Regions from separate parts of the Homo sapiens genome. Here region 2 is linked to region 1. A link is a contact called in ENCODE Hi-C data. All regions are on one chromosome and are shown on one strand. The core of a region is the stretch at or near the end of the contact, and the rest is flanking DNA. Distances in the headings are between cores, read along the strand shown.

Evidence for each region. A loop is a pair of places that touch in the nucleus more often than their neighbours do. Pooled maps may share reads with other maps.
Region 2: a loop to region 1 is called in a map of PC-9, with 2.4 times the contacts of the local background. The contact joins the promoter of FYB1 here to the promoter of OSMR-DT in region 1. A Hi-C loop is called at or near these places in 1 of 168 maps with a recorded cell type or tissue (PC-9) and 2 of 50 pooled maps.

The regions. Positions count from the first base shown.
Region 1 is chr5:38,844,068-38,850,336 of GRCh38, reverse strand. OSMR-DT (OSMR divergent transcript) reads left to right here and starts at 4,508. Exons shown (of 4, transcript NR_109951.1): 1 at 4,508-4,669. It overlaps OSMR (oncostatin M receptor), which reads right to left and starts at 4,325. Exons shown (of 18, transcript NM_003999.3): 1 at 3,950-4,325.
Region 2 is chr5:39,217,733-39,224,476 of GRCh38, reverse strand. FYB1 (FYN binding protein 1) reads left to right here and starts at 4,914. Exons shown (of 19, transcript NM_001465.6): 1 at 4,914-5,034. RefSeq lists an enhancer at 3,337-3,838.

The sequences.
Region 1 (6,269 bases), core at 3,259-5,758:
ATTTAAAAATGCTTTCAATCATATTCATTACAAATAGGAAGTACTATCACTAGCAGCATAAATTTAAATAGTTGTACAAGACTGTACACCCAAATGTGGACAAAGGACCAGCAGTATTGACATCACCTGGTAGCTTGTCAGAAATGCAAAATCTCAGGCCAGACCTTAGACCTCTTGAATCTGCATTTAAATAATATCCTCAGGTGATTCATATGCACATTCAAGTTTGAGAAACACTACTATATTTAAAATATATGATATATTTTTGTCTCTTAGGATACTACCAATAAATAAAGGAAATATTTACTGGTTCCTATTACCAATAGGGCACTCTGCAAAACCATGAGTAGGATATAAATATGAAAAAGATCCCAGCTAGCATGTATAAGATACTAACTCTCTACAAGGTGCTTTGCTAAGTGACGTACATGCATTTATTAATTGAATCCTCACAACAGCGCTAAGAAAAGGATTATATTATTATTCCCATTCACAGAGGAGGAAATTAAGGATAAGAAAGTTGACAAGTAATTTATCCAAACTGACCCAGTTAATCTGATGTGTAGCCAATATTTGAAATCAGATAAGTCATTAACCAAAGTTCACATGACACAGTTTCCTTAAAGCTTGGAGCTCATACCAAAGTGGACATTAAAGCATTAAAAATTGCTAACAATTATAAACTCAATAAAATCTTAATTAAAAATAGGATTTTATTAAACTTGACAGGCTATTTGTAAAGAGAAAATGTATGTGATTTATAAAAAAAGTTGTTTTAAAAAGCACAAATATATACCACAAGATTTTCAAAAACACTATAAAGCTACAGTAGTTAACTCAGAGTAATATTGGTTTAGGGAAAAACAAACAAAAAAAAAGATCAATGAAACAGAATAGAATCCTGACACAGACCCTTTTACAAACAGGAATTTATTTAATGATAAAAACAGAATTTCAAATGAGTTGGAAAAAAGATGAATTATTAAATAAATGCTATTGGATCAGCTGTCTAAAACTTTACAAAAATATTAAGTTACATCGTTACCTTCCACTTCGTATCTATCAAGTGGAAAAAGGGGCAAACCCTTTGACACAGGAATACCTCTCCTCAGATTCTCTTCCACAGAAATACTCACACTTGAGCAGGAAGATGAATGTGTGATCTGCTCTGAAGCAACGTTGCTAATGCTGAATGTCCATCAATATAGGAAAGGATGGATAAATTACATTCTATTTCTACTTTAGGATAACATGTAGCTGGCCGGGCGCAGTGGCTCACGCCTGTAATCCTAGCACTGTGGGAGGCCAAGGCAGGTGGACTGCTTGAACCCAGGAGTTCAAGACCAGTCTGGGCATCATGGAGAGACCCAATCTTTACAAAAAATACAAAAAAAAAAAAGTCAGGTGTGGTGTCATGTGCCTGTAGTTCCAGCTTCTCAGGAGGCTGAGGTGGGAGGATCACTTGAGCCCAGAAGGTCGAGGCTGCAGTGAGCCATGATCATGACACTGCACTTCTGCCTGTGTGACAGAGTGAGACCATCTCACACACACACAAAAAGAATAACACGTAGCCATTAACAAAAGAGGTATCTAGAGACAATGGAAAGATCTCTAAGACTTGGAAAGTGAAAAAGCAAGCTGTACAATAAGTATAGTAAGATAATTTGCATATTTAAAACATATGTATATGTATGTATTATGTAAAACTATAGAAAAGAAAAACAAGCCTTAGAATGGTATTATCAAACTTAACCTTCCCTCTTCTGAGTGGGAGGAGGGAGGATGGTGATGGCACGTCTACATTTCACTTCACTTCTATATTGAGTGAGAATGAGTTGTTATTATTTGTATTATTTTTAAAACACAAAAATAGAATACAACGTGGAGTGCACAAATGCAGAGCGACCAGTACAACTAAAATGAGGAGGGAAGGAAGGCTATGAAGCCACCAACACAGCTGTTGGAAAAGAAATTCTCTCTTCATGTAGCTACAAAGAAGCCTGCTTGGAGGAGGGGATTTCTCCAGCAAGGCCATGATATTCTATTTGTTTTGGTTTGGGTTTTTTTCCCCCCATTTTACACATTTTTTAAGCAATCAAGAAGGATTTTCTCCCCCAGCGAAAGGAGGGCCAAGGCTCACAGTTCCTGTAAGTGAGCAAGACCACACTCACTAAGATTCTCTTCTACTGCAGCCAATGAATGCCCCAGTCCTTTCCCACAAGGAAAATACACACCTTCTTCTTGTTAAATACAGTACCACTGATTCCCCTTTGAAAACCGTAACAGTTCTCCTGATTCGGTTTTGTCCTCAGGACAAAAGGGTTACAAAAACATGAGAGATCCAGGAACACCTCTGCATGTGTTCCTGGTCTGTTCAGGTTAAAGAAAAGGGTAGAGGGGGAAAGAACCAGTGTTTATGTGTTCTCCCCAATGCGGCTCGGGTCCCTGCGGAAGAAACACCCAAGACCAGCCTTTTTCTCTCAAAGCCACCTTTGATACAAAAGGCTTAGCCACACCTGCTGGGACAAACGGGAACTGGGACCAAGATGTAAGTCACAAGGAGGCAATTTACAGCAGAGAACTAGCTCTTCCTACAATAAAATGTGAGGTGGTGAGCTTCCTGCCACTGGAGGCACTGAACAAATGCTACGGGGAAAACAAACTGAGTATTTCCTGAAGATTCTGAATAGAAGGCTGTGTTTGGAGTTTGATGCTTTGAAAGCTCAAGAAATGATTCTCAGACACAGCGGAGTTTGGGGACATCAAGGGCTCTGAGTGCATTTTAAAGCAGCCCAGGAGAGAGACAAAGCAAGACCATAATGAAACACCCCACCCAGTCTTAGAGTTTGAGCTACAGCACGGTGATCATGAGCAGACTCCAAACCCAAATCCTGATACTGTCACCTGCTAGCTGTGTAACCCTAGAAAAGTTACAAAACCTCTTTGGGCCTCAGTTTCCTCAATAAAATATAATAAAAAACTAGTACCCGCCTCACCCGTGAAGCTTAAATGAGCTAGCATATGTCAAGTGCTTAGAATAGGGGCTGGTTCACAGTAAGTATGAACCATTATTATTTGCAGACAAGGAAACTAAGAGGTGATAAGTAGTTTGACCCATGTTCCAAAGTCAGTTTTAATCTTGGGAATAAAACCTAAAAATTTCTTTCTCCTCCATCAGAATTCCTTCTAGCTCAAACTAAGTATCCTACATTCAATTCTATCTTCTCTGCCTTCATAGACCCTTCCATTTACTTCTCTTGAATATCTTGTTCCCAAAGTGTTTTCAAGGCAGGTCTGTTACCAAGCCACTCCATCAGCAGCACCTAGCACTGTGCCTCCCGCAGCAAGGCAGGCAGGATGGATGGACGGATGCAGGCATGCATGGGTAGGTGGATGAAGGGCAGATGAAGAACTATCGAGAAAGGAATCGCGGTGTCAGGGGTAAAGCCCTGGCCTGCGAGAGCCGGGCTCGGATTTCAGTGCCCTCACAGCTAGCCATATGGCCTTGGACAAGTTACTGAACCCCTCCGTGCCTAGGTTTCCAGAATGTAGAGGGCCACTTCCACTCAAGTGGCTGGAGAAGAAGGTAAGCGCCCCGGACGGACGCTATTGCAGAGTCGCCCGGGGATTCCTCTCTCCACCTGTGCTTGAGCTCCTCCCGCTTCTACGCTAGGGACCAGGTGGGAGAGATACACGGATTCCCAGAAAAATGGCTCTCTCAGGTGGGAGTCAAGGGTTACGAGAGGAGAGGTAGGGGAAGCAATGAACTCCTCCACACGATGTGTTGGGAGAGAGGAAAGAGGGATTCAAGTGGGAATTTTCCACTCAACAAACATTCCACCATCATTTGAGAAAAAGGCGCTGGGATGGTGAATTTCAAACAGTCTGAGAAATGGGCGACTCGGCACTGTGCGGCCTGTAAGGAATGAATCATTTAGTTTTCACCCACCAGGTAGGCAGGCCGGGGGCGAGGACCCTCCGAGCGCCGTCCGAGCGCAGGTGGTAGCCCAGCCAAGCAAACGCTGGGCAGAGGCGGCACCGAGGAGGGGAACGGGCTGCTGCACTCCCGGTCGCGTCCAGCCGGGATGGGCTGCGAAGTTGTCGGATTCTTTCCCGCACAGCACGGGGCTCGCCCGTCGGAAAAGCCACCGAGGGCGGCGCAGCGGCAGGGCGCGAGCAGAGCGGGGACGGGCGGGTCGGGGGTACTCACGCCGCGGGCGAAGGGCTCCACGAGCCGGGCCGAGTCCTCGGCGGCGCGTGGGGCGCGGGTGCGGGCTCCGGGGCGGACGTGCAGAGGCGGCCCGGGCCGGGGCTATGAATCAGCTGCGGGGCAAGCGCGGAGGGGCGGGAGTTACTGGAAAACCGCGGGGGAGGGCAGAGGGGTGAGGTCTTTTGCAATTTCCCGTCTTGCTGCGCACTCTTGGCACTCCTGGGACCCACAGGAATTCCCTCCCTTCAGTCCCGGGGGGAGGCGGCCGCGATCCTGGGGGAGGCGCAGCCTCACAACCCGGACTTTGCGGGCGGGCGGGCACTGGTGAGAAGAGGAAGTGGGAGAGGCCTGGGAAGGAAACTTGGAAACCGAAAACTCGGCGGCCGAGGCTCCGTGCCCCGCGCGCAGCGCTGCTCCTGCCCCGGCCAAGGACGCACGGGCCAGCCGGCGGAACCAGAGGTAAGCCGAGTGACCGATGAGGCCTGGGGCTGTGTATCCCACAGGGGCACTTGTCATCCCAACCCAGAGGCCAAACCCGTGAGATCCCCGTCCGAAAATCTTCAGGCAAGAGAAGTCCTTTAACTAAATTTTGGCCGTGTTTCCATTTGGCGTCCAGAGCAACGAAAACGTGTTTGAACCGAATCAAACGGTCCCCATTTTTCCCCTACTCGCGTTCTATCCAGAAACGCCCTGTCCGACAAAGTTTCTTCGGCTACAACAGTCCCGAAACCTTTATTTCCCAATGCTACGACATGCTACACATGGTTTACTTTTCCCCTTAAAAATGCCATCCAATCTTCAACCTTTTTTTTTTTTTTTTTTTGAGACGGCATCTCACTGTGTCACCCAGGCTGGAGTGCAGTGGCGCGATCTCGGCTCACTGTAAGCTCCGCCTCCCGGGTTCACACCATTCTCCTGCCTCAGCCTCCCTAGTAGCTGGGACTACAGACGACCGCCACCACGCCTGGCTAATTTTTCTATGTTTAGTAGAGACGGGGTTTCACCGTGTTAGCCAGGATGGTCTCGATCTCCTGACCTCGTGATCCGCCCGCCTCAGCCTCCCAAAGTGCTGGGATTACAGGCGTCAGCCACTGCGCCCGGCCAAAAATGCCATCCAATCTTTACCGTGTCTGGGCCTTTGAAAGGTGCATTTCACCTCTCTTAGAGGATAACAGGAGCCTTCCGAGGCAGCCTCGGACCGGGAGCTCCCATAGCCTCGCCTGTCTGGATGCCTGACAAATCAGCAGGCAAGGGGCCTTGCTCCAGATCAGCTGAGCCTAGTTTGGTTTGAGTTTGGGGACCCTGGAAAGTATCACAAAAGCAAGGTTGTAGGAGGGGGGTGGGGGAGGGAACCAAGAGTGATCAACAAGTATCGACCATAAACATATCTTAGAATCCTATATTGAATTGACTGGATGACTCAAAATAATGTCAGAATTATTTTAAAATGTTACTTTTGTGTTTGTTCACATATCTGGCTCCTCCCCAATGTCATCCCAAGGAAAGCTGAGAGTCCTTTTGTTTTTTTATTTTTCCTAAAACAAAGGCCTAAAGGCCCTAATACACTTAATACCTAATGGGGCCACAAAGACCATGATGCATAGTAAATATTTGATGATAATAAAATGTATTTTTGTCTCAATAAATGTATGGTCCTTTGCCACACCTCTCATTACTTGAAGAGTTTTAAAGAGTCCATTAGTTTAGCCATCTGCATGGTTATGGAAACTGCCAAGCCCAAGAGTTGGAAAGTCTTTATGATTTTATATTTTACTGAGAAAAAAAATTATTCTTTATAGAAACAGTTAAAAGGGATCTCTCTTCTAGCAAATGAGATGTCAAATAAAAATATTCAGCCCAGTATGAATTTCTAAAAAGTGAGGCTTATTTTGGGCTCCTATTGCAATTGAAGGAGACTGAAGTGTAAAAATTTGGTGCCCACATATAATTTATCTGTTTTTGCACCATTCTAATTTCTTAAATTTATACGTTATTCTAGAATCTAGATGCAGTAGCACCATATAAATTCGCGATTATACCCTTAACAGTGGGTGCACTG
Region 2 (6,744 bases), core at 3,665-6,164, 370 kb before region 1:
CAACAAGCTTCCAGAAAGGCGTGGACTCCTCAGAGCTTCATCTGCTGCTGTCTGGAGCAGTGGCGAAGCTTGGGAGGCCACTCCCTGGGTGAGCAAGCAGAAGGTGGCAGCCCTCCCCCATCTGTTTTCACAGGACGCTTAATCCCTGTAGTAAGGGAAACCGTCAGGACTGTGCTAAAGGCTGACTGGAGGCCAAATCATTTCACTTTCAAACACATTCATGATTTGTTTTCTGAGTAAGTCACTGGAGGCTTTTATCTGGCACAGCAGAGCTGGCTTGGCCACCAGAACCAGATCACCTTTCCTTGAAAGATGGCTGGAATGGCCATCGGTTTCGTGTTATTTACTCCTTTGAGAATATTAACTTCATCATTTTTTTAATTGTGGAAAAATATAATTGCTAGTAAGTACAACAATAAGTACAGTATTTAATTTAGAGGACAGAGAAGCAAGCACATTGACAAGTGATAGGCATGAACAGGCTGACACCTCAAAGTCATCATTATACTGAGCAGACAGCACAGGATAGGGTTTCTCCACCTGGAGAAGAGGGGAGTGTGGGATGAGATAGGGACAGTAGAAAATTTGGGCTGGGGTATAAAGACAGAAATTCTTATATCTGAAATGGATATTTGATACTGGGAGTAGTGAGTTGAGAATAAGCTGACCTTCTCCATCTCTACTACACCCACCCCCACTCTAATTCTCTTACCTAGGGTTTTATCTCCTTGTATTGCACAACAGAGCTGCACCAGATAGAGAAGTGGAAACCTAGTTTTTACGTCCACAAAGAATGAGCTACTCATTGAGACATTCATCATTTGCTTAGAATTACTCTTGCATGGGGGAATGGAAGCCCTAAACATTTAATAAATATCCAGAAGCACTGAGGTGTTAGCTTGATTCTGTAGCAGATGTTAAGACCAAAAACTTTATTTAAGAAGCATTTGAATGATTTTTTTAAATTTAATTGCTCAGGTTTCCCTGTAATTTATGAAGGCCTTTAGTGAATAGCCACAAAAATAATGAAAACTTCATATTCAAATAATAACTTAATATTACATTACTGGTTTCCTTTAGAAACATAATGCAAGTAATTCTTTTCAACTTCACCTTCTGTCAACACCATCTCAAGGAGGACTATACATAAAGGAAAATATGCTCCTCATATTTTTATATTTTCCTCTAAATGATAGGGGAAAATACTACTACTATACGGTGTCTTAAAAGTCTTACATTAATTCTCCAGTTCAGAAAATTGGTTGCCTGTAGCCAAAGCATGTAGTAAAATAGGTTTGCATGAAAAGCAATGCTTTTGCTTTTATTTTTTTATTTTTTATTTTTAAATTTTATTTTATTTTATTTTAAGTTCCAGGGTACATGTGCAGGATGTGCAGGTGTGTTACATAGGTTAACGTGTGCCATGGTGGTTTGCTGTACTTATCAACCCATCACCTGGGTATTAAGCCTGGCATGCATTAGCTATTTTTCCTGATGCTCTCCCCTCCATTGCCCTCCCCCAACAGGCCTCAGTGTTTGTTGTTCCTCTCCCTCTTTTATTGATTATAAGACACATAACACAGAGTGACAAGGGGAGAATCAAATGTAATTATCAGCATCATCATCTTGTTGTAATCAAATAATATTACTGCACAAATTTTCCTTTGTGAGCAAAGATTTTATAAAAATAGAAAAATGGGTGTTTATTATTATGTAATAATAAGAAAAGCTCAAAATAAGATAAATTTGAGCAAGTATCTATACTTCCGCTTATTTCGGAAACATACCATCATGTTACTAAACTCACCTCATAGCATTTTAGTTGTTTTTATTAAATCTTCAAACCTTTCAGACACTACTAAGCATAGAGACCATTCATAACAAATGAAACTTTCAGTTTTTTAAACTAAAACTTTCTAAATGTGTACATTTCTTTTCTGCCTTTTTGGAAAGCAAACTTTTAAAAATGTATATACTTTTAGGACACAGAGGCTGAGAGATATAAATTGCTGGGCTCACCTTCCCTTTAGTGGGACAAATGCATTAAAAAAGAGCAAGAGTCCCACAAACCAGGAAGCTGCCCTTGGCCTCTAATACATTAATTAATGTTTATAAAGTGCCTTCTGTATGCCTGGCAATGTACTACAAGCTGGAAATCCAGGACAAATAAGCCACAGTTACCGCCAACCCTTAAGGAACTCATGATCTAGTGAGAAACACAGACATATCTCCAACAACTAAGAGAGAGTACAAGACGCCAGAGCTCAGAAGGCCTTACCCAGTCTTGTGGGACAAAGTTCAAAAGGAGATCATATCTACACTGGGTTTTGGAGCATAAGCAGGAGTTAGCCAGGTGAAAAAGGAGAGGGGGCAGTACATTCCATGAAGACAGGGCGTGTTGCTTGCTTTTGGAGGATTATTTCATTTTATTTTATTTTATTTTATTTTACTTTATTTTATTTTATTTTATTTTTGAGACAGAGTCTTGCTCTTGTTGGCCCGGGCTGGAGTGCAATGGTGCAATCTCAGCTCACTGCAACCTCCGCCTCCTTTGTTCCAGCAATTCTCCTGCCTCAGCCTCCTGAGTAGCTGGAATTACAGGTATGCACCACCACCACGCCCAGCTAATTTTTGGATTTTTTAGTAGAAACAGGGTTTCACCATGCTGGCCAAGCTAGTCTCGAACTCCTGACCTCAGGTGACCTACCCTCCTAGGCCTCCCAAAGTGCTGGGATTATAGGCGTGAGCCACCTCACCCAGTGGATTATTTTATTTTGTTTTGGCCATCTGAGAGAGGTTGGCAGAGAGGAGAAGAAAAACAAGTAATCCCAAATTCCAGTTAGGCTTCCTTCATGGCCCAAGATCAACTGTCCCATGTTAGGTAAAGTCTTCCTCAACTCTTCTGCCCCCATGCAGAAGGAATTACATATTCCTGGGTATTTCCAGATGCCTTTATTCATACTTTGAGCTTAATACTCATCACAGTGTGTCATGGTTAGTTATACAGTGTCTATCTCTATAGTGGTTATAATACATGTTTGGTTGCAGCAAAAGAGACACAACATAACACTGATTTTTAAAAGTTAAATGTCTGTCCTCCTGTTCCCTTCTTTATAACCATCTAGCAAAATCCAGTGAAGATGGGGTTGTCTCCTGTGTTGGGGGCCAGGTCCTTCTATCTCCTGGCTCTGTCATGCCTAGAGTATTACCTTAGTCATCACTGGATCAGAAGAGCTCAGGCCCCCACAGCATCCCAGCCAGCTGGGAGGGGAAAGCATGATGGGGCCCTCTTTTAGGACACACCAAGAAGCTACATAGATCCCTTCTGCATAGATCCCATTGACTAAAACTTAACCACATGGCCAAATCTAATGTCAAGAGGGACTAGAAAATGCCTTATCCTGTGTAGCTGTGGGCCAGGTAAAAAGCCAGAGATCTCTTAGGATAGAATAAGCATCCTAAACTTTTGGCAAACTTTTTCTGCAGAGGACTAGATAGTAAATATTTCAGGCCATATACGGTCTCAGCCATGTCATCATCATTGTTGTCATCATCATTGTTACCATCATTGTCTTCTTTTGCTTCTTCTCCCTTTTCTTACAATTCTTAAAAAATGTAAATTCTTAGCCTGAGGTCTGTACAAAACATTCCACAGGCCAGATTTGGCATGCGGGCCATAGTTTGCTGACCCTACTACTCTATAAGAAGGGAAAATCATACGGGGAGGAAAGTGACCATCTCTGGCATAACGTCTGTAAGATTATAAGCCACTGAGTGGAAAATCCTTGTCTTCTCCATCTTTCTAGTCTTGGCCAGTGCTTGACCCACACAGTAAGTGTTTGATGTTTATGAATGAATGAGTAGAAGGAAGGTGGGGGAGGTTAATTTCACAATCACAATTTGTTAAAATCTCATTTAGTCCCAATGGTAGCCTCTGTTTTGGGGGGTTTCTTTTCTTTTCTTGTCTTTTCTTTTCTTTTTTTCTCTTTTCTTTTTTGAGTTTCTTTCTTTCTTTCCTTCTCTTTATTTTTCTTTCTTTCTTTCTTCTTTTTTTTTTTTCCTTCAGACAGGATCTTGCTCTGTTACCCAGGCTGGAGTGCAATGGTGGTGCAATCATAGCTCACTGAAGCCTTGAACTCCTGTGCTCAAGAAATCCTCCCACCTCAGCTTCCCAAATGTCTGGGGCTACAGGCATGCACCATCACACTTGGCTAATTTTTTTTTTATTTTTGTAGAGACAGGGTCTCACCATGTTGTCAAGACTGGTCTTGAACTCCTGGTCTCAAGCAATCCTCCTGCCTCAGCCTTCCAAAGTACCGGGATTACAGGCATGACCCACTACACTCAGCCCCACTGGTGGTCTTTTCACATGGATTATCATCTAAATACTCCATTTCTTCCAGCCTCAAGAATAGTCTAACAGAGAGCCGACAGAGTGAGTCTAGTGGGCTTTCCACACATGAGTGACCACTCTTCAGTTGATATGGTCAAGCACACCACTTTACCTCCTGACCTCAGGTGCAATTAGCTTCCAAATATTCCACATGCTCCAGTGGACCTTTCTAATTGTAAGCATCCCCCTTTGGCCCCCATTGCAGGTGACACTCCTGGGTGTGTGGAAAGATTATGGGTCCAAAGAACTTACAGCTTCTTCCTCTTGAATAAACATGGTGGCAGGCAGGAGAATCTTGTTTTGGTTTTACCCTTTTAAATATCACATGCTTGGTGGGAATGTTAGCAGAAGTATCCAGGCTGAACAGACACTTTTAAGTTCCCCTTTCTCCTCCTTATTACTCAATATCCTGAGGGCATAATAGAACTTTTCTTGTCTAAGTTTGCCTGGTCAGGGGAGGGAGGTGTGGCTCACTCAACCACTGACCGGGACAAAACCCTGCCAGGCATCAGAAAGCTCCGCAGTTCTTGAGTTCCACATGCAGAGCAGATGCGACAGCTAGAAGTGAGTAGGGCCCAGACCCTGGCCCAGGAAGATCCACTAAAGGAGGCCATCCTTCCGCCTTCTTCTGCAGGAGTCAGGTAACAGCTATGCCTAGGTTTCTTCTTTCAAATAAATGTGTAATTTTTTATAGCAGGAAAAAAGCACCACTTCCAAATTCTGGCAGCACAGACTGTGCTAGCTGAATAACTGAAGGAAACGCATGTTCTGTTGGAAAATAGCAAAAGAGATGAACAGGAGACACTAAAACTCAGCCTCATGGTAGCCAAAAGGATGATAAGCAGATAAAAATGTGGCCGGGAACGTGTCTGTCACTTGCTCTTTCGTAACTGGATAAGGCCTCTCATGTGTTCTTGTTGGAACCTCTGGTGCCACTAGCGTTAAATAACGTCTTGCAGTGAAACCAGAAACAAGGTTTTATTGCCAACAGAGCTGGGCACAGATGGTTTATTTCATCCTGGTTCCTAACAAATATGTGTCCATCCTTTTGATGAGAAAGAGTAACTTTCAATTTCCTCCAAACCTGGCAGGAGGTGAGGATTCACATGAGATTTCTACATAGACTAAAGAAAGGGACTATACTGCCATGAATTATGCCTTCTCAGAAGGAATCCTGGCAAACTGGATAAATGATGACAAACAGCTGCAGATCAGCCAAGGAGGCCTTTCAAAGCAACCAGCAACTCCAAATTTTCCTCGGAGCCTTTGGCTGTCTTGTATACATTGCTGATTCTTCTGAAAAATTCACAAGGTCTTTTCCCCCCATTTAACTTGATTTGCAGGGAAGTAATTAATAGAAATGGGCCTCTGACTCTGCCTTCTATTAGCTGTGTGACTTTGGGAGAGCCACTTAACCTCTCTGTGTCTCAGTTTTCTCATCTAAACATGGGGATAATAATAGAACTCATCTCATGGAGTTGTTGAGGGGATAAAACTATATACACTTTTTGAGTACTAATGTAAAATAATAATTAATATTCACCATTTTAAATATTTTTTCATTAAATACAAATAATTCTGCGTGGGAAACAGATGGGCTTATCACCGGAAGGGTGAAGTTGTGGCTGTGATTTTCTGCCCATGCTATGGGAATGCCACCGGAGGTTTTAGGTAGAGTAAAACGTCCCCATGCAATGTGAGATACACACACTTCAAATAGTCCGATACCTTAAGAAATTAATCATAAGTGATAGGTGAGGGGGAGGAGGATAAGGGTGCTCTTTCCAATAAAACCACATGTTTTATGATGTACCATTAAAGGCGATCCTGAATATCAAAGGCGTTATGGTGCACTTAAGGCACCCCGTGGAAAAGTTGACCATCCGTTTCAAAAAGGAAAGGCTAAAAAGGTTTCCATTTCCCTTGAGAAATTATTGTAAAGGTTGAAATCCACACTGCCTGACTGTCATGTCCATTATTTGTTTACTACCATTGGGCTTCAAATTCCCCCCAGCTTCTGCTGGAGTCCAGAGGCTTGGAAGCTCGCAGCAGCTGATTTCTGGTGCAATGCTGCACCTTGCCAAGTTACGGCTGCTTCATAGAGCAATCACACTGACATCTAGTGGTCTAAAGAGTAAGTGCAGGCGGTGGCTTTGAAGCTTTTACCAGCCTCAATGTGCTTTAAAAACCACATTTTCCACCATTTACACAATACGTTAACAAGAGAGAGAGATCAGGGATGTAGAAATGATATTTCATTTGTCTGAGGTGTTACTAGAGGCTGCTCTACAGGAACATTTCTAAAAACAAGAAAGTGAAGAGAGTGAACCGTGGCTCGCTGGCGGGTTTGG